Linked DNA regions of Mus musculus: regions 2 and 3 are each linked to region 1. The links are chromatin loops, found by intact Hi-C in ENCODE. Cell type or tissue: left cerebral cortex. All regions are shown on one strand.

Evidence for each region. Hi-C counts contacts between places; a loop is a spot of excess contacts. Peaks named below come from ENCODE experiments on the same cell type or tissue, not always from the same donor. Only the 100,000 strongest peaks of a DNase experiment are listed, where the experiment ranks them.
Region 2: it touches region 1 in a loop (3-fold over the local background); 3 of 42 quality-filtered maps call a loop at or near these places.
Region 3: a loop joins it to region 1, with 2.5 times the contacts of the local background. A loop is called at or near these places in 3 of 42 quality-filtered maps.

Annotation. Positions count from the first base shown.
Region 1 is chr15:30,165,703-30,173,702 of GRCm38, forward strand. It overlaps Ctnnd2 (catenin (cadherin associated protein), delta 2), which reads left to right and starts at 6,832. Exons shown (of 23, transcript NM_008729.3): 1 at 6,832-7,461. The coding sequence starts at 7,425. It overlaps Gm31953 (a long non-coding RNA gene), which reads left to right and starts at 7,468. Exons shown (of 2, transcript XR_875097.3): 1 at 7,468-8,000. In left cerebral cortex, CTCF peaks have their summits at 4,532, 7,207 and 7,413; DNase peaks (open chromatin) are centred at 4,528, 6,300, 6,807, 7,462 and 1 more place; H3K4me3 peaks cover 1,736 bases; H3K27ac peaks cover 1,510 bases.
Region 2 is chr15:30,024,893-30,032,892 of GRCm38, forward strand. No RefSeq gene overlaps it. Among named protein-coding and RNA genes, the nearest start is that of Gm23033, 140 kb to the left of the region's middle. In left cerebral cortex, a CTCF peak has its summit at 4,549 (motif pointing right); DNase peaks (open chromatin) are centred at 4,571 and 5,085.
Region 3 is chr15:30,396,204-30,404,203 of GRCm38, forward strand. The region is part of intron 2 of Ctnnd2 (catenin (cadherin associated protein), delta 2); the gene reads left to right. Among named protein-coding and RNA genes, the nearest start is that of Gm41284, 100 kb to the right of the region's middle. In left cerebral cortex, no CTCF peak of the experiment used is centred here; a DNase peak (open chromatin) is centred at 4,602.

The sequences.
Region 1 (8,000 bases):
TCGGACCATACCAACTATTATTTCACTGAAAATGGTTTAATTTTAATTTAAGAGAAAATCCATGTGAAGAAAGCACTCCCACGATATATCATTAGTAAGAGGAAGAGAGAGATTACAGGAAACCTCCACCCGATAAAGCTTTTTCCCTAGTTTTCTTTTTTTGAAAACACTTCTGTTCATGAAATATAGTCTCATCTCGCTTCCCCCTCCCCTAATTCATTTTAGACCCTCCCCATCTTTCCTCCTAGCCACATCTGCACCCTTTCTGTCTCCTTTTAGACAACAGACAGGGATTGATAGAATACTAATAAAATAAGAGAAAGCATAAACAATTCCACAATGGGATAAAACACACAGAATAAAAAGAGCAAAATAAAACATAAGAAATGGATACAGTAGCAGATACACACTTGCACACACAGGAAGCTCATACAAATCGCAAAACCAACAGTCATAATATGTACACAGAGGACTTGTACAGTAAAACAGATGGATGAATGATGGATAGATATATTAGATAAATAGATAGATAGATAGATAGATAGATAGATAGATAGATAGATAGATAGATAGATAGATAGGTAGATGTCCTGACAAAACATTACAAGGCAAAGAACCTCCATAGATGACACTGGGTTTGTTTTGTATTTGGCCATCTACTTGTGGGCACAGAAACTAAAACTTCATTAAATCTTAACAGTGTTTGTACCGAGTGAGAATTTTGGAGGAAGCTGCTGCTGCTGCTGCTGCTTCTTCTTCTTCTTCTTCTTCTTCTTCTTCTTCTTCTTCTTCTTCTTCTTCTTCTTCTTCTTCTTCAACTTGTGAGTGATTGTAAATTAGAAATCTCATGTGGCCTACAGAAGGGTACTTGTGTCCATTTCTATCAGCACTGGGACCCCATTTTGGCATAGACCCATGAAGGCCCTGTGCATGCTACCACAGCTTCTGTGAGTTGGTCATGTCCTGCTGTGTTTAGAAGGCTTTGTTCCCTTGGTAACCTCCATACCACTGGCCCTTGAATTCTTTCTGACACTTCTTCAGGATTCCCTGAACCTTTTGGGAATGGAGTTGCTGAAGACATTCCATTTAAGAGTAAGCGTTCCAAAGACTCTCAGTCTCTGTATATCATCACGTCTCCATGTTTGCTCCCATCTACTGCAGAAGGAAGCCTCTCTGATGATGGCTGAGCAAGGCACTGATGGATGAACACAACAGAATATTATTAGGAGTCACTTTATGGCTACATTTCTTTAGCTGAAAACTAGTATTTAGTTTTACTCTAGGTCCCTGGCCTGTCCAGTCTCAGGTTCTTGCCACCTGAACAGCATAGGGGATGGGTTACATCTTATGGAGTGGCTCCTAAATGCAATCAGATATTGATTGGTTGGTTACTCCCACAAGCTTTGGGCCCCCGATGCACTGTGTATCTTGCAGGTACATCATTACTGCGTATCAAAGACTATCTAGCTGTGTTGGTGTTTACTTTGTCCAATGGTAGCAGAGGGAGCACATTCCATTACTTTAAATACTGCATAGTAGAGATGAAGTCTCCAGCTAGGTACTAGCTTGACTTCTTCATGTTTAATGAGTTATATAGATGTCTCCATCAGCAATAGAGCCTAACTGTAAGTTTGAGGAAAGCAACTAAGAGCCTTGGCAATAGCCTGGGTTGTTTGGGCATTCTAAAGGGGGCTCTTGGGCCAACAACTTGGTTAGATGTAACTCATTCCTTCCTGGCACTGGAAGCTTCATTTGGTGACAAGAGATGGACAGTTAGGGCAATTTCACTTCAATTGTCTTCCTAAATTGGTTTTTAAAGTAAATTTATACTGTTATATATTTCAATATCACCCCTCAAAATGTCCCTCAGTTTTAGCTGGGCCTGTCTTCTTCTTCCCTCCACTTACCAATTTGATTCTCTTATTCCTGCCCCACGCTCATGCATCCACAACTGTCTACTTTATTTATTTTCCTTAGGGAAATACATCCCTCCTCCCTACTCTCTTGCTGTCTACCTAACCTCTGTGGCTATATGGCAATGAATTAACTACTGACATCCAGATATAAATAAATACATTCCATGTTTATCGGTGTCTAGGTTACCTTACTCAGTATGAGTTGTTCCTTGTTCAACCCATTTATCTGTGTCTTCCATTATGTAAATGCACCACATTTTCCTTACCAATTCATTTGTTGATGGACATCTTGGTTTTTTCTAATTTCCGGTTATAAGTGAATAGAACAGCAATGAGCATGGTAGCGCAGTGCCCCTGCAGTAGGGTGAAGAGTCCTTTGGATTTATGTCCAGGAGTAGCTCAGCGGGATCTTTGAGGAAAATTGGTTCCCATCTTCCTGAGCAACTGCCACACTGATTGCCATGGTGGGTGTACAAAGATGTGCTACCATCAGCAAGGGAGGAGTGTTCCACTTCACTCTACATCCTGACCAGCATGGGTGGTCAGATGTTTTATTGTTCTTAGTTGTTCTGACAGGTGTAAGCTAGCATCTCAAGGTAGTTTTAATTGTCCTCTTCCTGCCACCATGCCTTCACTGCTGCACCAGGCACTCTAACCCCTTGGAACCATAAGCCCACATAAATCCTTCCTTCTGTAAGTTGCCTTGGTCATGGTGTATTATCACAGCAAGAGTGACCACCACAGGCTATGCTCCAGCATCCAGGAGAGCTTCTTCTCCAGCCTCATCTCTGCAATATGATGTATTTTCGTAAATGTAGCGAAGTCATCCATTTCTGTTGGCCTAGACCCCTGATCCACAGTCCATTTCTGATGATTGGTGTGTGTCCTTTTCTACATCTACCAGGCCACATAGAATTCAGAGATTTCAGAACAAACCGTGACCTCGATACCTGTGAGGGACTTTATTATACCCCTCACTGAGCCCCGAGTCTTTCTGTCAGTATAAGACCTGACTTCATTGTATATCAGAAGAACTCAGCTCTTACCGAATACGACCTCTCCTGGTTTTGTGTTAGGACTTCAGGCACTATTTATTCCCCATGCTACCTGCAGGGGTATAATTGACAATGGACCCATACGCTCAGACCTTTGAACACTTGGACTCCACTTGGTGGCTGCTTGGGAAGGATAAGGAAGTGTGGAGTTGCTGCAGGACACGGGGTGAGGATGAGCATGTTTTCAATCATAAGTTCTGCTGGATCTCCCCCTCGGATGCTTTCTTCTATTCTTATTCAATAACCCTAGTTTATAGTCATAGGGAATTCATCATCTGCTCTATTGTTCCTTATTGATTCTATAAACTTATCCCAGTAGTAACCACAGTAGATACTCAATAAGCATTTTCTGAATGAACAAATAGAAGAATGAAAGAATGTTCCCATCATATGAGCTTTAGTGTAATAAGAGAGTCTACTCAGAGTGCAAAGTTTTTAATCAAATGACCCTGGCCCTGCTCTTTGCAAGTGTGGCTAAGGGAGATTAGTTAATCGCTTCTTTCTTTCTTTCTTTCTTTCTTTGTTTCTTTCTTTCTTTCTTTCTTTCTTTCTTTCTTTCTTCCTTCCTTCCTTCCTTCCTTCCTTCCTTCCTTCCTTCCTTCCCCCCTCCCTCCCTCCCTCCCTCCCTCCCTCCCTCCTTCCTTCCTCCCTTCCCCCCCTCTCTCTTTCTTTCGCAGTATCATTCTAAAGTAACATGCTGTATCTTTTATGCTTGTTATTAATAATATTCATCATATAAGTCAGATGTCATATTACACAGATGGGTTACTGTTACAGAAACTTCATTGTAGAATTTAAATAATGGTATTTTAAAAAAGATTTATTCTAATCATTTATATGTCTATATGTATCTGCATGAGAATACAGTACATGTGGAGGTTAGAAGCAGGTGTCCAATCTTTTAAACGAGTTATAGGTGGTTGTACACTGTCTCACATGGGTGCTGGAGCCAAAGTTAGATCCTTTCCAGGAGCAGTATGTGGTTTTAACCTCTGAGACATTGCTCCTGCCTATAAATTACAAATTTTAAGAAATTACCACAACTATTGGTACTTAAATACAGGACAGAAATAAAATTGTTGACATCTAGTTATACTTCTAAATTTCAACAAACATCAACAGGTAATACATTTTAAAAATGTCAAACCACCATTTCCTAGTTAAATTTCATTATCTTGATATTTTACCAATAAAGAGATTTTCTTCTAAAGTCAACACAATCTGAACTCTAAAACTTGACATATGACTTTACAAAATGTGTTTCATTAATACATTTTATTCTCAAAACTTAAGCCAAACTTCCATGTAAAAATGTTTGCTTCATATTTTAAGTTGATTTTGAAAAATCAAGAGAAACGTGTTGCTTTGAGATGTGATTTCTACACTGCGTTGCTCTAATGATGTGCAAACAGACGAGGGACAATAACGATTTGCCATGTAGCATTCATTGATCAATATAATTCGAAACCACCAGAATAACAATTTTCTGGACTCAGAGTGGATGTGTGAATTTAGGATTCTGCTCCTCACTGGAACTGTCAGAAGCAGCAAGCAAAAGATGGCAGCAGCGAGTCGTCCGAAGGCTCAGCACCACACAGGAACACTTCACCCTAGTTTTCACATTATCTAATTGTGAACTTAATAATATCTCCAGTTACAAATAAATCTGGAAGGACAGAAATCATAAATGTTTCAACGAAGTGCATCAAAGAGTAAATGAAATCCTTGTTGTTTAGGGCATGTCTGCTTCTTAAAGATCCCACACCTACCACAAGAAGTTCTTCAGGGACTGATCATGGGTGTTGCCATAGCGATCAATAAATCAATGGGAATTTTGCGATTTCTCATAAAGCAAAGCAAACAACTTTTCTCTCATACTGGATCTTTTTGGATATAAACATATGTATATGCTATAAGGATAGGATCTGTGCACCTACTACGATATCTGATTTTGTCTTAGTCTCTTCCCTGTCCCCACTGACTTACTGACTCCTTAAAATTCATAAGGAGAAAAACAGGGATCCAGAGAGATGGCTCAGTAATTGTGCTTGTTCTGCAAGTTTGAGAACCTGAGTTCAGGACCCCCATAGAATGACTGGTGAGGCCATGTAACACACCTGTAAATCAAGTCTTGAGGGGACCTGGAGACTGGAGGTTTTGGGGGGCTTGTTAGCCTCTAAGTTCACAGGTTCAGTGGAAGACCAAGTCTTAAAGAATAAAGCCAAGAGGGACAGAAAAGAACATTATTGAGTTCTCCCTGGTCTCCGGGCATCAGCACACATATTCACATAGACCACATGCCTCACATACATACATACACGTATCTCTCACACATGCTAGCACATACAAATCACACAAGTACAAACAGAAACAGACACACAGAGGCTAAGCGCATCTTTTATTATGTAACACACACACACACACACACACACACACACACACACACACGAGATGTGACAGCTGGTGTGCCTTACAAGCCCCAAATTCCAGATTCAACTGAAGCTGATGTGGGAAAAAAAAAAACAAAAAAACAAAAAAACAAAAAACCAAACCTGCAAATGACCACATATCTTCCCTCACAGGAATCAGGCTATGTTAATGTCACACCAGCTTCGAAGGAGAACCTACACTGGAGAACAACTTTTGGGAGTGAGACTGAGCCTACTAGAGGTAGATGGAATGACTGACGGTGCACATTTCCCTGTTGTGAACAGTCATTACTCAATCTCTTGTCTGTTCCTTTACATATTTAGTCTGCTTAACTTTTCTTTCCACTTGCCTCAGCCTTTCACTAACTCCAGAGAATAATAGAGGCTATCTCAGATTTAATGCAAGCATTTTGACCTTGTTGGATAATCTCTTGCAAACTGAATAGAAATGTCCCTGAGATTACTGAAGCTGGAACCCCTCTTATTACAAGTTCGGGGTTCCTGGTCCATTTATCTGTGTCTCAGAAAATGGCTCTGGGAAAGAGTAGGGTGGGGTGGGCTGGCTTCAAAGTAAGGATCTTTGGTGGAATAATTATGGGACGTATTTGTCCTGCATGTGACTGACAGACTTTGCAGCCACACAGGGACATAGATGAAGGTCCTGAGGGCCTGCCTGCCTTGGAACTTGGCATGGGTTTCGTTTTCCAACAAGACTTTTCATAGTGTGACTTTGCTTGCTAGATTTAGCACTCTGTGTTGCCTAATGACTGACTAACTGAGAGACATTCGGAAATCTCAGTTGGAAATGGAGCAAGCTTCACAGACTCCACCGCGGTCAGTGGAGGAGGAGCAAAGTTTTCATTTTAGCACGGGACAATGGAAGAGAAGAGGAAAACAGTCGTGGAGGTGTCCAAGAAGACAACTGGGTGAGACGTGACAGGAAGACGAAGAGAATTCATTAAAGCTCTAGATCCAGCAAGGGTCTTCCTTGTAGGAAGTTTACTCATATTCCAGATTTTAAAACCAGACTGAGTTTGCATAAAGCATAATCAGAGCAGGAGGTGGTGGAGATGGGGCCCCAACACTACGAAAGAACCTTTCACAGACGTCATGCGTTCTTTGCTTTGGAACCCTAGAATCTACAAGAACATCCACCCCCATCCACTAGCTTTCATGGCTGGCCCGGTGCTCTCCTTAACTCACAAGCTACTCTAAAACCCCTCAATCGCTGCCCCTTTGCAGACCAACATCTGCCCCGCAGAATCAACTCTCCGCGTAGGCTCTATCTCGGGTGCTGTCTGTTCCCGGGGATGCGCGGCCCTCTCCCAACCTGAGCCGCCTCCTCCCATCTCTGCTGCTGTTGCTGCCGCCGCGAAAACCAGAAGTGGAATTCGCGTGGCGAGGCGCCGCGCTCTCTCGGCGGCACTGGGCATGCTCCGCACCCGGGGCAGGTTTCGGTGGTGGGGCGGACGCTCGCTCGCTCACTAGCCAAGCGCCGGAGCCGGCCGCCGCGGCTGAGCCGGAGGCTGAGCTGCGGCGCGCGGCGGGAGGAGCCTCGCTCTCGGCGGCGGCGGCGGCGGCGGCGACACAGGTGGCGCGGGCGGCGCGCAGGGCGCAGCTCGAGAGCGCTCGGCGCCGGGCGCCAGGGCGGCCCAGGCTCGCGCCCGCGGCGGCAACCGGCCGAGCGGAGCGGCGGGCGCGGCGGCTCGGTAGCCCGGCCCGAGCCCGGGGAGCCCCGCGGAACCCTGAGCATCCCGCGGCGCCCGCCGAGTCGGGCAGGGGGCGCTACGCTCGCCGCGCTCGGAGGGGCGGCCGGGCCGGGCGCTGCGCACTCGCGTCGGGAGCCGCCTCTCGCCTGCCGCGCTCGCCCCTGCTCCCCGCCAGCATCACTTGTCCCGCGGCCGCGCTCCGACAACAAAAGCGGAGGATGCTGCAGCTGGGCAAGGTCAGGACCTTGCTCTGAAGCCGGGCGGCGGCGCGCACGCCTTTCCCCCGACTGAGGAGCTGTCTTTGGCGGCGGGTGCATGTTCGCCAGGAAGCAGTCGGGCGCCGCGCCGTTCGGTGAGTTGCCTTAGCTGAGCTGCTGGAGCCGGGCGCATCCTCCGGGCGTCGTCCTCTTGCTCACCGCCGGTGGGGGTTGGTCCTCCGCTTCCAGCGGGGCTAGGGGTGGCGGCGGGCGGCAGTGGGGTGCTGTCTGCCCCGGGGGAGGACCGCGATCCTACCGGCTCCCCTCTTGGAAGGCGGCTCTCCCCGCAACGGGGTCCGGGGTCAGTGTCTTTCTTGGAGCGGTTACCAAGTGGCTTCTCCGCGTGCTCCCCTCCCTGCCACCCCTCTACCTCGGAGGACGCGTATATAGGGCAACACCGACTGCTCCCCGCCACCCTCCAGAGCAACCCGGTTGCATTCATGACGTCCCTAATATACCGGAGAAGACGGGGTGGGGGCGGGGAAGACTTCCTTCCAGTCTTTTGCCCTTATGTTCAATGTCATTACGATGTTTGGCTAGAACAAAATGGAAAGACTTAGTCATATGCGTCCATGGCCGTTTCTTCAGTCTCCCGCTGCTCGCCAGACCCAGACCCCTTTGGTCTATATTTAGC
Region 2 (8,000 bases), 140 kb before region 1:
TTTTTCATTGATAGGTTATTTTTTTTCATTTAAATGTTTACATATGGTCATTTGGGTTAGATTTTTTAAATTTCAAGTATTTCATGATTCTGATAACTAAATGTACATATTATATATAAATATTCATATATATATATATATATATATATATATATATATATACATCTAAGTAAGTATCTGTGAAGATCTCATTATTCTAACTCATTTTGCATGACCGAAATCATTTTGCACTTCCCATTCCTTTTACAAATTTAGCTGTTTGTGGGCATTTGTGTAATGCATGAACAATGTTCATTTAAATCTTGGGCCCACTTTCCTATTTTTTTTATTTTTCTTTCTTTCTTTTGTGTTTATGTTGAAGCATTCTCCACAGCATACAAGTGACAGAACTTTATGTATGCTACATCTTCCAAATATTCCGCACTAGTTTTCATCTTCACCTCACAATGCTTCTGCCTTGCACTTTTTCAAATGTAACTGTCACACATAGAGAACTGAGCCATAAGACCTCAGTATTTCACATGGTTTCCTCGCTCGGACTCCTCTCAGTATTCACAGGAGATAAACCTTCTTACCTCTGCTTCCTTGGTTCATGAGAGGCATTTTATATTTCCACAGCTACAGAGATCCATTTAGCATCTTTGTCTTCTATTCTGTTACTCTCTTTGTTCGTTTAATCAGTAACAGATTTTTAATTACCAGAGCCATGTGATGTTTTAAGCTCTGATAAATTTAGTTTACAGTAGTCTAATTTTTTTCAATGCTCAAGTGTTTATTTTTACATAAATATTAGTGTCAAATGTTTAATTCCAAAAAGGCCTATTCTTAATTTTGTTTATGACTGTTTTAAATTTAAACAACAGAGAACTGACATCCTTATAATAATATGAAATTCCACCCAAGTAAATATGTTTTGAAGAAAAAAGAATTGTGGGCATTTGTGTAATGCCATACACAAATGGAGTAACCTTGCTAATGATTACTGTGGGTGAGAGATACAAGCTATCTGATGATACTCACTGGGTCTCCTTTATTTCTTTACTTAAACAAGCAAGTCTGTATCTATGAAAAGCTGGTATTTAAAACTTGCCAGACTGGAAACTGCACTCCCTGATACTTAAGAAAATAAATCAGCCAAAGATGTGTTCTCTCTATAGTGACGGTACTCCGCAAGATCTGTGGGATTCTTGGTTTACTCCTATTATGTTCGGTGCTTTTATACTCTGACATGTTTTAAAGTTTATTTCATTTGCCTCATATATTAACATTATGGTGTGGTTTATAATTTTTCTCTTCAACCTCACTTTTTTGTGTCTTGTAACTTCATTTCATTCCAATGTGTATAAGCTTCATTTTATTTTCCTTATTCTTTAAATATCTTCACATTTTGTAGGTTTAGCCTGCAAAACACTACTGACTTTTAACACAGAATTCCCAAGAAAAAAAGATTTATGTGTGACAAAGACCAGAAAATTATTCCGATGGCAACACTTTGAAAAGTAGAAATTTTAAACGTGTAAAGATGCTTAGCGCATAATTTATCACTGTGCTTCGTGTCGGACTTTTCGGGTTTTCATTTTTTTTTCTGTCAGTTTTGGTAACATTGTCACTCTCAAGAGATTTATGTCATTTCAGTCTTTAGGCTGGGAACATAGCAAGGTGATAGATAGGCTGTTTGCCTAGCATGCACAAAGCCTTGGATTCCAGTCTCCTCCACAAACCAGACATGATGGCTCAGCACAGGGTCAGCAGTCCAAAATAATCCCCAACTGCATGCAAGTTTGATGCCAGACATGTTTCTTTGTCCCCGGAAATAATCTTGTTTTAAGCTGTTCATAATATAATCAATTTTCATTACTCAAATGATCAGTGCAAATTTATTATTATGATTAAGGTTTGACTTACATACATACACACACACACATACACACACACACACATGTCAATTTTGTTGATTGTTTTCTAAATGTATCATTGCCTATATCTGTCCTCTGAACTTCTGAGCTTCCCACTGCTCACATGAATCTACTAATCCCCCTTTAGTACTTTTATTTGCAACTTCATCCCTGGTGATGCTGAGATAGCCCATGTCTCACTGGGACACCTTCTTACATAACTAGGTCTTTTTCTCCCTAATTGCTTAAGTTTACATTCGCCATAAATTCTTGGCACACTTTTCTGTAATCACATTTTTAATTATACATTTTAATGGTTTCCATGGCTACACATGGTCACTCTTATTTTAAAGAAATGTAAAGTTCACAAACACACTCTCTGGTAACTATTAAATTTTGCTTCTGATGGGGTAGAAAGGTTGCTAAGCAGCTAAGAGCACTTGCTGCTCTTCCAGGTGACCTGAGTACAGTTCTCAGCTCCTGAGTCTGATGTCTGTATCTCCAACTTCAGAAGATATACTGCCCTCTTCTGGCTTCCTTGGGCATCAACACACACATGGAATTTATTTACACAGACATACATAAACATAAATAGAATTGATTATCTCTCTCCATCTATCTATCACTCCTTTAGATCTCAGCTTTTATCCCAGCTTTCAGCAGCTTGCTATTTCCTTCCTGTTACATCCACTGACTTTTTCTTTGATTTTCAAGGGTAGTCTTTTAAATAAACCTTCTAGTTTTTTTTCAATTGAAATGTTGCCTGACTGTACTGTTCTTAAATAGAAGACTCTAAATGTGATGATGAAGAGATCAGCTCTAAACACAATCATGCAGCCACTGCAAAAATAAATATGAAGATGCACATGCTGCATTGTGGATTTTATTACCTGATATCATGTAATTAACTCTAGTACTGTTTCAAGTGGCCGCTGCCATTTAAATTAATTGTGACTTAGTGACAGTTTGAATGTCTGCAACATGAAAAAAATAGCATAAAATGAAGATCATTTTATATATGGTAAAGTCTCTCTTATTTGTGCCACTGTATCTGTAAATACGAAAGTGCTGGACTTTAGTTAGAGATTATGAAAAAGGCACTCTTTCATATCCATATTTCTTACAGATCACATAAATTATTTCCATGTTCTCATGTTCTCTAAACAAGACCTCTAGTATCAATGAAGCAGATACCTAACAATGTGACTGTTGTGATACATACAATGTGACTTTTGTGATACACAGAACGCATATCCACCATCATTGTGTACACCTGGAAAGACAGCGGGAGCAGGATCTACAGGGTCTCATGTCAATGATGTGTGTTTTCAGATTAAAGCATTTTAATGGAAAACCATTTTAGGTGTTGAGAGACTGGTTGTGGCACATTCTTTACTTCCCAGGCGTTCACTGGAATTTAGTGTGTCACAGTGTTTAAAGTAGGCTCGGGAAAACGGAGTAGACAGACACAATATAAAAAAACCTACCAAATTACCACAGCAGACATGATGTTTAAAGAAGTTGTAAATTATGTTAAGTGTCTCTGGAACTCTTATAATATGCTCCTGCTTAAGGTACAACTTTCTTGGACTGCCATTATGCCTAAGAATCCTTGACAGACATCATAAAGAAGATATCCTTGCTGGAGTGAACCAGTGACCATTCACTCTTAGGTGGTTTTTCTTTTAATTAAGGAGTGATTTAACAGAAATTATTTCCCATGAGTAATCTACCAGATATCATAGTACCCTGTGTACTCTTTGCCCCTCCTTAGCATATAAGTTCATTCCTTCTTGTTGTTCCAAGATTTCACAGAAAGATGTGAATCCCACCTTAGTTTACATATTTCTTAAAAAGCAATTTGCTACTTAAGTTCTATGGAGTATTTTCATAAGCGTTATAAGGGAGTATGTTATGGAACAGCTGGTTTATCTCCTAAGTTTTGTTTAGACAAATATTAAACTGTCATAAACATTTTTAAAAACTGTGGACTTCATCAGAATGTTTGTCGTGAAAACAATGAAAGAGATGTTATTCCCCAGTGGGTGTTTGGCTACCTGTGGACTTTCTGACATCTAATGTGAACCATTGTCCAGGATGTTAAAATAGTTTAAGTATACTTATTTAAACGTTCATAATTTTCTATTGTTACTCAATATGACTTCAGTTTGAATTTTGGGAGCACACTGACCTTTTTGTTTTATATTAAGAAGTAGTCTTACTTTAGTATTTATTTCTATACCCTCTGCCCTACATTGGAACAGACAGGCATAAAAGAAATGAAGTCTGTTGGTCCCCCACCTCTTAATCAAGAATCCGAGCAAATAGCATGACTCCTCCTCAGTATGACTTGGTCCTAAATACTGCAAGTAGTTAATGCATTACACCAATCACCTTTCCCATGTTTAAGTCTTAAATGATGTGAGTGAAAACCTTACATCATGCACAGGCTTCTCACTCTTAAATTAAATCAGTTTATTCAAAACATCCCACAACATAAATTAGCGTGCTAGATGTACAAACTGAACATTGTAATAGTCTGTAATAATTTATTCAGTCTCTTCATTGGTAGTTCATTGTGTGTCATCTGTTTGTGAATTATCTACCAATCTGTCTTTAAGCAAGCCACTGACAGCATAAGGATTCTCCTTGCCCAGTAGAGGGCAGTGCTGCACATGGAACCAGCATATCCCACTAGTAGGTTCTTCAAGAGTTGAACGCATGACCACATTGTCCCATGCACCTAAAATAATGAATTTTGTTTCTGGAATAAATAACTGTAAGGAAACTATGGGCAAATAGATGCATGAGCAGAGCTAGGCTAAAGGTCCATAGATTAACACTATTGGCTTCACCATCCCTGGTTACATGTGATACATGTACAGACACGTACAGACATGCACAGATACATGTGCAGAGCTAAGCTAAAGTTTTGAGGATGAGCAGTTGACCTCATCATCTCTGGTTACATGTGATACATGTACAGACATGCACAGACACATGTGCATGAACACTGTTGGCCTCAACACCACTGCTTACAAATTATGAAGGCTTTTCTTACACGTCAAATAAGACAATATTAGAGAAGTAACCAATCATTTTATTGTATTTCAGATTACTCCATCTAATTGATGTCTACTGCTGTGAGTAAATTCCTGTAATTGGATGATGTAAGTTCTGCTGTTGAAGCTTCTAAGCCCCTGGAATCTCCACGGCGATGAGATGAGTCACTCTTTTGAATCACCGATCTAAAAATCACAACTGAGTTTTACTTCGGTGTATACCTTACGCTGGGATCAATACCTCAGCATTAAAAATTCATTTTAGTAATAGTTCCTAATAAATCTCCCCTCAGAGGTATTGAAATAACACAACGGAAACTTGTCAACATATGTGGTTATGATATGTATTGATTCCTAGAGCAAAGCACATCTAATCTGTTCTCCTCCATGAGGTTTCAGTTTATTCCACTCCACCATTGTATTAAACCAGCACTTGCAGTCCGTTAGCGTGTCACTTAGCAACCTCCACACATCATCCCAGATGAATTTTCCTTCGTGCCTTTCCCTAGTACTTCTAAACTTTAAGGGCTTAAGAAAACTACTTAATTTTAAATTTGACTTTTAACTATTTTCCGAGAATTTTATATATGCATGTAATGAAACAGTGCCACATATATACCCACCCTCTTCAATTCTGTTCATATTTCCCCAACATACATCCCTCCCAGTTTTTTTTTGTTTGTTTGATTTTTTTTTTTTGTTTTTTGTTTTTTTGTTTTTTGTTTTTGATAGCCTACTAAGTCCTGCTGGTACCACCCCCTTGTGCATGGGCATCCGTTGCAGCATGGGGAATCATCAGCAGGTGTACCCTCAATAACGATGCCCCTCTGCCAGCAACCATCCACTGCCAATGACTCCTAAGGAAAGGGCGGGGCCTAGATATCCTCTAACTCATGTATGCTAGAACTTTGGCTGGCTTGATCTTGTATCACTTTGGTAACCATAGCTACTGTGAGTTCCTGATTATGACAGCCAGGTCATGACCACAGCCAGTATTTTATAGCATTCTCTCCACCTTCTGGCTATTATATTCTTCTCTGTTTTTCTTTTTTAAACATTTCTCCATTGACATTCATCTCCCTGTCCCTTCAGATTCCACCGCCACTCTTGCAACCTCCCAAGAATAAATAAATGAATACCACAAACAAACAAACAAACAAAAGCACAGAAGACATATCATCATGGAAACCGTAGTGCCATGGTGTGTAATATATATATATCCCTGTGTCTACGCATCTTCCGTTGCTAAATGTTCATTGCAATGACGTTGGCTTGGTTTCTGTGACACCAACAATACTAGCTCCTAACCAGGACTCCTCCTGGTTATGACAGGCCTGTCACATGTCTCAACATTTCAATTTCACAGATGATACAGATTTGGGGGTGGGCCAATTCAAAGCCCTGGATCTGGGTTGAGATGGTATCTGAGATGCAGGATCTTCCTTATCCACCAGGATGAGCTCTCCAGCACTACTCTGACTGGTCACCTAAAGCCACCATTGACAGGAGTCAGGTGCATCTCTCCTGCTCTCAGGCCCGCAAACCCTCACCTGTATTTATGCCTCCAGAACCAATTCTACTGTGCTGCCCAGTTGAGGTAAGGAGCCCACAGAGTGAAGGGCTGAGCCAGCTCCCCTGACTGCTTTGCAACCACACCAACTCACAGGAGACAAGTGATGGGGTCAGCTCCCCTGCACTCATATCCAGCTGCCCAGGCAAGGTGCACAGCTGCTCTCTTGGGTGCTGCAACTGGTAAGGGAAAAGGCCAACCTACCAGCTCTCACGACTCAAGGGCCAGATCTCCCAATGGCTGCGACAGGTGGTGAGGGGTGAGCGCATCGCCTCTGCACCTCTGTCACCTCCTGGCATAAGAGTGGCAGGGCCAGTTTTCTCTCTGCCTCCTCTTTCCCAATATCTCCTGAGCTGTGGCAAATGGCAGGGTTAGGATATAGTTGTCCAGTTTGGGGCAATATGAGAAAAACATAGAATTGATTATTTGAAGAAGAAAAAAAAAAACAGAGTTCCTTCCGAATGTTTTATATTTAGACCCTTTAAGGTTTAAGATATAAGAAAAAGACATTATGGTTTCTTAAGTGTTTTTGAGTATTTTGAAACCAGTAGTTGAGAATCATGGGTCTTCCACAGGTTTTCTTTTCTGCACTACTATTCAAATTTTGTCCAAGAGAAATCTCTCATAAAAAATTAAATAACAGTGAATGTGTGTTAAATATGTCCAGTTTGTTTATATTGTAGTATTTGAATCAGCTCCACCAGGAGCTGTCTCTGCTGTTATAATACACTGCAGGGAAGAGAAATTGGTAATTTGGCAGAAAATTGCTATTCAAAATGGTTATTTAAAAAAGACACTGTCAACAGAAATCTCCAGGAACCAACTATAAATTATTTTATATTTAATCATTTGACCTGAAAAATATGAACCCACATTCTTCTCTCATCATAAAAAATTCATTGATATAGACTATTAAATGAGGAAGGAAAATACCTAATCTGGATGCAGGAAGATATTTTATAGCCCACAGTGAAATACTGTGGTTTTAATTTAGGTTCTGGCGTTTACATGGGCTAATTTCAGACACTGTATCAGTTAATTGGGAGCATTGCTATCTTCCTGGGAAGATTCACAGAAGCAAGACAGGTAAGCACATGGGAAGATCCTGTCTAAATGACCGTGATGTGTTTAGTGAGTAGGGAAGGTTACTGATAATCATTTGCTCTGAAAATGAGTTTGTATTTTCATATTGGTTACATCGCTTTATTCTTTGACTCCCTTCTGCATCCCTGAAGTTGGTTGCCAATGACTGCTCTTAATTTGAAGTGAAATGAAATAAAAGGGAAGCATGAAGAAACTTTGCAAGTAATGAAATGATGCATAAATATTAGGGTGTACAATTAATCAGCAACACATACAGGAATTAACCATGACATAAGAAACACTCTGTGCTGTATTTTATCATCTGGGGAGATTGTTTAGTTAAAAAAAAAAGAACATTTTTGAACGAAAATTTATCACTGGCTGGAAAAC
Region 3 (8,000 bases), 230 kb after region 1:
ACATTCTGTGGTTTCAGGCCTTACCTTAAAGTTTTGCCTGTTGTACAGAGTACAGGCTGTGTTGGATTTCGCTGTTCAGCACAGGGCTATCCAGCTTTCTGAGCACAGTCATTGAGGATACCTTTTCACTGGGTGGAACTATGGCTAAAATAGGTTTTCTAGACTTTGCATCTTTTTTTTTTTTTTTTGCACTTTTAAGGAATGATTTCTCTAATCTCACCAGTGAAACTCCTACAATTTAATATTCACCTATTCACCGAGAAAAGCAAATAACAATTGCCCTAAGCCTTGTGAGAGAGAAAGTGGTTATTCAGTTATGTGCCATAAAGAGAACGCTGCTGGGGAGGCAATGGAATCAGAGGCCAGCTTTATCATCTTTAACCGTATAAATGGTCTTACATGGCCTAAATGAATACTTTCAATTACCTTGTGAGTTGGGGGGAGATGCCCTTTATTCTTGTTCTGAGAAGGAGGTAGATGTTAAAAGATGTTTGCTATCTCTTCTACTTTTAAATGGCTAAAGCTGGGAGCCTGGCGTGGTTTCTCTTATTCTTTGTCTGGAGCTGTTTCTGTTATTAACGTACATCAGAAAAAAATCTGAGAGAGGCAGATGTCATCATCACACTTGCTATAATCTTAAATGATTAAAAATCTTTATCTTTTATACATGAATTCAGGAAGCTAGGATGGCTCGCCGCTTCCAAAAGCCTGTACTCTGAATGAATTGGAGCCATGCAAGGCTGCTAGAAGAAATCTCTCAGCACCATGAACCCACCCTTTGTCAAGTATAAACACTTAGGACAGGTTGGATAAAAGTCAAGAATGTTGTCTTTCATGTTGTGTGTCTCTGGCCTTTTATTACTTCACTGATCAGCAGGATTGATTTGGCTTATCAGCCCCTTATCACCTATTGACCCGATGTTTCATTACTCATAGAAGAATGGCTTGCTTGATCAAATTGACTATTTAGCAGCCAAGGGTGTTTGAATAGCTAGGAAGTCTTAGAGATGGACATGTGTGTGTGTGTGTGTGTGTGTGTGTGTGTGTGTGTGTATGTGTGTGTGTGTGTGTGTGTGTGTGTGTGTGTTTGTGTATTTGTGTATGTGCCACAACATGTGTATGGAAATAAAGTCTACATAAGATACTGATTCTTGCCTTTCACCTTACCACACTAGTGGGCTTATAGGAGATTCCTTGAATTCTCCCATTTCTACCTCCCATCATGCCATTGGAGTTGTGGGATTACAGATATACACACCGTACCTGGCCTACTTTGGTTCTAGGGATCCACAATTAGGTTCTCCTGCTTCGGGGGACAAACACTATTACTTACAGAGCCAGAGTTTCAGAACTCCGGAGCCATAAATAGAGATCAGAACTCTAAAATCATAGCTGTGAATGGAATATGTGTATGTATGTGTGGAGGGATATCAAGGCTTGTACACATACAGACATGTATGCAAGTGTGAGTGTTCATGTGTGTGTGTGTTTTCAAAGCCACCCCCCCCTCCAGCAGAGCCAAATACTTCCCCATAGAAAATGAATCCAGGATGAGCTGGTATGAACCAGAGTTGAAACTCATTAAAACAATTTAAAGAACAGATTTTAAGCATGGGAGAAGTTTGACTCTAGCTGCATATGTATCAAAAGATGGCCTAATTGGCCATCACTGGAAAGAGAGGCCGAATGGACACACAAACTTTATATGCCCCAGTACATGGGAATGCCAGGGCCAAAAAATGGGAATGAGTGGGTAGGGAAGTGGGGGGGTGAGGGTATGGGGGACTTTTGGGGTAGCATTCTAAATGTAATTGAGGAAAATACATAATAATAAAAAATATATAAAAAAAGAAAGTTCTTATGTAAGGGTTATGACATACTTGAGGACCACAGGTGAGGGACGGTGCACTGTGCACAGACAGCCTGGTTCCAGGTCGAGCACAGACCTCTCGACCTGTGTGATGACTTCTACCTTCATGGGACAGTAGGACTTCAGCCACACCTCCTGGGCCCCTGGCTCCTGTCACAGCTACAGCATCCCACAGGCCCCTGCAGAGGGGTTTGTGGCCATCAGTCAAGTAGTGGATGCCCCAAGCTCCTGGTATTCTGTCTGGGACTCCACCCCCACAGTTACCTGGCAACAGCTAGGATGACCCAGCCCACTATAAAAGGAGCTGCTTGCTTCTTCCTCGCTCTCTTGCTCTCTTACTCTTTTTCTTCTCTCTTGACCTCCTTTTTTTTTAATTAGGTATTTTCCTCGTTTACATTTTCAATGCTATCCCAAAGGTCCCCCATACCCACCCCCCCAATCCCCTACCCACCCACTCCCCCTTTTTGGCCCTGGCGTTCCCCTGTACTGGGGCATCTAAAGTTTGCAAGTCCAATGGGCCTCTCTTTGCAGTGATGGCCGACTAGACCATCTTTTGATACATATGCAGCTAGAGACAAGAGCTCCGGGGTACTGGTTAGTTCATATTGTTGTTCCACCTATAGGGTTGCAGTTCCCTTTAGCTCCTTGGGTAATTTCTCTAGCTCCTCCATTGGGGACCGTGTGACCCATCCAATAGCTGACTGTGATCATCCACTTCTGTGCTTGCTAGGCCCCGGCATAGTCTCACAGGAGACAGCTATATCTGGGTCCTTTCAGCAAAATCTTGCTAGTGTATGCAATGGTGTCAGCATTTGGAAGCTGATTATGGGATGGATCCCTGCATATGGCAATCACTAGATGGTTCATCCTTTCATCACAGCTCCAAATTTTGTCTCTGTAACTCCTTCCATGGGTGTTTTGTTCCCATTTCTAAGAAAGGGTAAAGTGTCCACACTTTGGTCTTCGTTCTTCTTGAATTTCATGCGTTTGGCAAGTTGTATCTTATATCTTGCTCCCTCTCTCCCCACTCACTTCCCCCTTCTTTCCACATGGCCCTGGCTGCCCTCTGCTTCTCTACTCTCCCTCTCTCTGCCTTTCTACAGTAAACACCTTAAAACCATGGCCTGACTCTTCTCATCAGGATCCTCTGTGCTAGGGCAATGAAGCAGGTTTCCCTCTAAAGAGCCTCCCACCGGGAAGCCTCCCTGTGCTCCAGCCATGGCCACCAGCCAAGCTAGCCACCTGAGGAAGCCTAGGACTCTCCTCTCCGTGCTAACCTGCCAGAGCTCTTCCTTCCCTTTTTCCTTCAGCCCCCCAGGCCAGAGTCCCCCGAGGGTTTCCACTTTGTTCTCAGCTCTTCCGCACCTGCAGTGGCGTCTGGGATACCCCAGAGCGAGAGAACCTGTCATCCCTAGCCTCCATGTGGCCCAGGGACCCCAGAACCGGCTCTTCCATGGTACCCAGTGCTCTATGGTGCCCGAGAGTCGGAGCCCGACTCTGACAATAAAGCGGGGACCCCAGACAGTGCCCTTTCCTCACCCCTGGAGCAGGATCCTGTGGCTTCTCATAATCCAATGCCCACCCAGTGGTTTCATGGGGTCTGCAGCGTAGTCAGACTTCCCGAGTCCTGCCCAGTGGTCCTAGCCCTGAGATGACACAGGACCCCGTTTTTTTGTCCCCCACACAGGGGCAGTCCTAATTTCACTGTTTAATAGAAACCATAGTATCGGGTCCAGCCGAGTCTCTCTGAGGTTGAGAGGAATGGTGAGCGTGCTGGCCCAAAACAAACACACAGGGGCTGGGAGTCTATCAAGCAGGAACTCGTTTTATTATGTCAGTCTTTTGTTTATATAGGGTTGAGGAAGGGGATAGGAATTTTTGGTGAGCGAGATGACAGTAGGGGACAGGGAAGGGTGGTGAAGGGTATGGAGTGACTGGCAGGGCCAATAAAGTTATTCTTCATCAGTGGTAGCTAGGCAAAGGCAGGCTTAAGCAGGTCGTGCTGAGTCAGTCCAGTTTGGAAGTGAGCAAGACAGGTCTGGAAAGTCGAGCAAAGGCTCAGGCTTCCTCACTAGGTCTCAGTATCTGGCCGAATAAGGCCCAACACCATAGCATCTGGTGGCTTAAGAAGCTACATCCCAAAGGGTGCTAAAGAAACTTTTCCATTTCTGCCAAATAACATCATAGATTGGTTCCAGATGTGAACTGGGTAGAATCAGAGCAGAAAGCCACTATAAGTCAGAAGCTGCAAGGTAGTTCTGATGTCTGTGATATAAACACAGACTTAGTCTTCTTAATGAGGCTCCCTGAAAAATATCTGGGATGGAACTCACACATTGTGCTTTAAGAATGGCTCGTTAATATTTGAACATTTGCAGTAGAAAATATCTTCATTTCTTACATATATTAGAAAATATATGAGAGAAATATTTCTTTTTGACAGTAATCTGAAAATTTACATTATTTTTTGTTGTTGTTTTTTCCTTATGTGTGTGTGCATGTATTCGTAATTACTCATGTGTGCACATGCCCATAAAGGCCAAAGGAAGGCGTCGGACCCCCTTAAAGTTGTAGTACAGGCCATCGTGAGCAGCCTGGTGTGGTTGCTGGGAACTGAACTGGGGTCCTCTGTAGCAGCAGTATACACCGTTGACTTAGGACTTATCTACCCAGCTTCCAACCCTCCCACTTTTAAAATGACTCATTCATGCGTCAGCTGTCTTCTCAGCCAGTGTTGTTCCTTGGGCTGGATTCCTTGACAGTCAGCTCATGAAAAGCATCAACATGGCTTGCTTCCCTTCCTTGCCCCCTTCATTTTCTTTCTCTTCCCTCCCTGCCTTAGTGATTGCTCATGGGCTTTCTGAAGAGGCTGCCTGTGTACTTTCCTTCAGGTCATGCAGTTCATACCACATTTTACATAAGGTTTCACAAGTATTCCCCTTTCCTCCCTTTGGCTGTGGTGGGAGCTTGTTACTTTGGGGAGAGGGATGCACGCTCAAGTCCTGAGTCATACGCAGGAACACCTTTTGTGGTTACCTTTTTAATTTTTTTTTTAAAAACTCTTAAGTCTCCATCTATATGCATAACTATATATCAACATGAAGTGTCAGGGGCACAAACCCAGTGTGTGTGACAACCTAAGGAATTGCTAATTGCTGGGGACTTGCTCATGGTTCTGCAAAACTGTCTACTCTGAGGCAAGTGCCTTCATTAGGGAAATCTTCAATAAGTCTTAATATAATTAGTGATGAGAAAAGACAGCCTGTGACTGTGTATAATTTATGTGCATAATAAAGTCACCGTCAACGGTATGAGTCACTTAAATGTTTTTTCCTTTCTCTTTCACAATTGCTTCTGAGAATTGCCTGCTAAATTATTTGTTCATTATTCCATACCGGGCTAAAGAGTCTGGACGGCAGGACAGTCTGTAATGTGGCTTCTGAAGGATGGGACTTTACCCCGGCCCTAAAGTTAGTCTGTTCTTTCAACATCTTCACGGACACTGTCCTGGCTATTTCCTGCATCTTGCGTTGTGTATATGAGAAAAAGTGCACTGCAGGATTCTCCTCTGTTCTGGTTTACTTTCCTCTTTTGAACTTCTTAGGGTCTTGCATCAAATTGTTCTTGCGCTAGTGGGCTCTGGTGCTGTCCTTTGTTCGGGCACCCTCCATCCTCGAGGAGAATTGATTCAAACCTCTGTTAGAAGGAGTTCGAATGTATTCGATTACTGTTTTATTTCCACACTGAGAAAGGAAACTGTGTTCTGTAAAACCCTAAGCTTACCAACTGCTCTGGGGAAAAATAGATTCTATAGTTAAATAAATTTTGGAACGATGCACGTAATGTCCTCCCCCCAACAGATTCTTAGGGTGCAGGAGCCTTTCAGAGATTCTGTAATCCATTTGTTGGCTTCACACAGAACAGTGACAATGTTGCCTTAGAGAGGAGGTGCTGCTACAAGGAGTCTACTCTTTAAGAAAATGGTACTCTCTGGGGGCTACTAGACACATGCTGCTTTAGAATATTTAACGTTTGTCCAGGTGTTATACAGTCAGTGCTCTCAAACTTCAAAAATCCCTTGCATCAGTGTTACCTCGGTTTATTCGAGTAGATTTGTGATGGGCATAACTGTCTTCTAAGAAGCCCATGTAAGAAGCAGAGATGCTTGAGACCAGCGGTGTTAAGGAGTAACATTTAGATCTGTGTTGTTATCCTTAACATTTAGATCGGTGGTGTTATCCTTCACTCTTCATAGCCGGGCCTCTAGATACTCCCTTTCTGTATCCTTCTCTGCTGGCCTTAGCCTGAGCCATTAATGATTCTATGACTAGCAATTCTCACTAGAGCTATGATAAACAAAATTTAATTGCCCCAGGAAAAGAATTATTGCTTCTCATTATTTTCCTGCAACAGGTCTGTCTTCTGACTTTTCAGGATCTCACCTTCGATGGAGAAGCTCAACCAGTTTAGGAAGTTTTTTTTTTTTTTTTAAGTTGGTAGTCATAAAGGATATTATTATTATTATTATTATTATTATTATTACTATTATACATAGTGGCTGAGAGTTTAACTTTGTGATTGAGCCTTTGCCTAAAATGTACAAGGCCTTGGGTGTGCTATTCAACACAGCAACAAATTAAAACAATATCAACAAAACCATTAATAACTAGATAGCTTCATGGTTGTATGTCTATATGAATGAATGAATAAGAAACACACACACACACAAACTATCCATTTGACAATTGTCGATTCTTATGTCATTTTTAAATTTAAAATAGAAGCATAATCATAAGAAAAATGACAGAATGGTAGCCATATGCTGAGATACCAAAACTGCATTGTTACTAGGGTCGAAACAGCTGAGTTCTCTAGTAAGAGGTCATAAACTGAAGATTTGGGAATAAGGTCCTGCTTAGAGGCAAATGAATTCATTATAAAATAAGGAAAAGAGATGTTTCTGTGTAGTCTTGAGCTGTCAGACTCCCAGAAGGGCAGAGAGGAACAGAAAATGCTTCGTCTGGTCTGCCTTAACCAATCTAAAGTTGAGAGAATATATTAAAACTTTAATAAACCCGAAACTAATTCATTTGACCAAAAAAAAAGAGATGCTATTATCTTTTCTCATTAAAATCAAAGACTTTGGAGACTAGTTCTTTACATTAGATTTTACTGATGGCTTCTTACAAGGTATTACTTTTCTTAAGTAGATTAATCCTGCATCCAATTTACATCAGTTCCCCAGGCCTTATATCCTGGTCTATAAAGTGACGCTTAGATAGAATGATCTCTAAGGGCTCATCCAGTTTCATGACACCATGATTCAGCCACTCTCTAATGGGTTTGCTGAAGGACAGAGAGACCAAATTAGGCATGAATGAGAAATTGGAAATGACAGTTTTGTAGGATCAGTTTAATAAATGAATGCACTGTTTACAAAGTTACTTTATGAAAGGTATCGATAGATGGCTTTTTAATGATCAGTATTAGGGGAGGGGGTTTACAAATATCATAATGTTCAGAATTAATTAGAAGTGATTGCTCAGCATTGTGCTATGCTACTCATACTTCCAGTGCTTTTGTTCTGAGGCTAAAGAGATAGAATCCACATTAAGTAAATATTTGATAAACAAATATTAAGCCATTTATGTAAAATCAACTTATGCACGTAAAAGTCTGCAGTAGTGACAGCTGGAGGGTTCAGTGGATGAAAGTCCTGCCATAGAGACTGATAACGTTAAGTATTCTAGGGTTTAAAGTTACAAAGGCTATGAACTGCTAAGTGAAAGAGCCAGCCTTGTTATTCTGAAACTCCCATCTGCCTTATTTTTATTTTATATTTTTATTTCTTGCTAGTAGCTATGGGTTTTGTTGTGTTTAGTTGTTCTTGTCACAGTTTTTCAGATCATATTGTTCATTCGTATTACAATCCACATGCACCTTAGAACCCAGAGAAATAAATTCTAAAGGCATAAAACCGTGCTTGAGGAATTGCCTCTAACTCCCAAACGGAAGGTCATCGCTTAGTATTTATGTGACCTCCTCCATTCCTTCTTCATGCTCCATTCAACACCAATGTGCCAAGCCTTAAGCTCGCTCCCTGGGCATGCTGATAAATAGATCTGCTCCA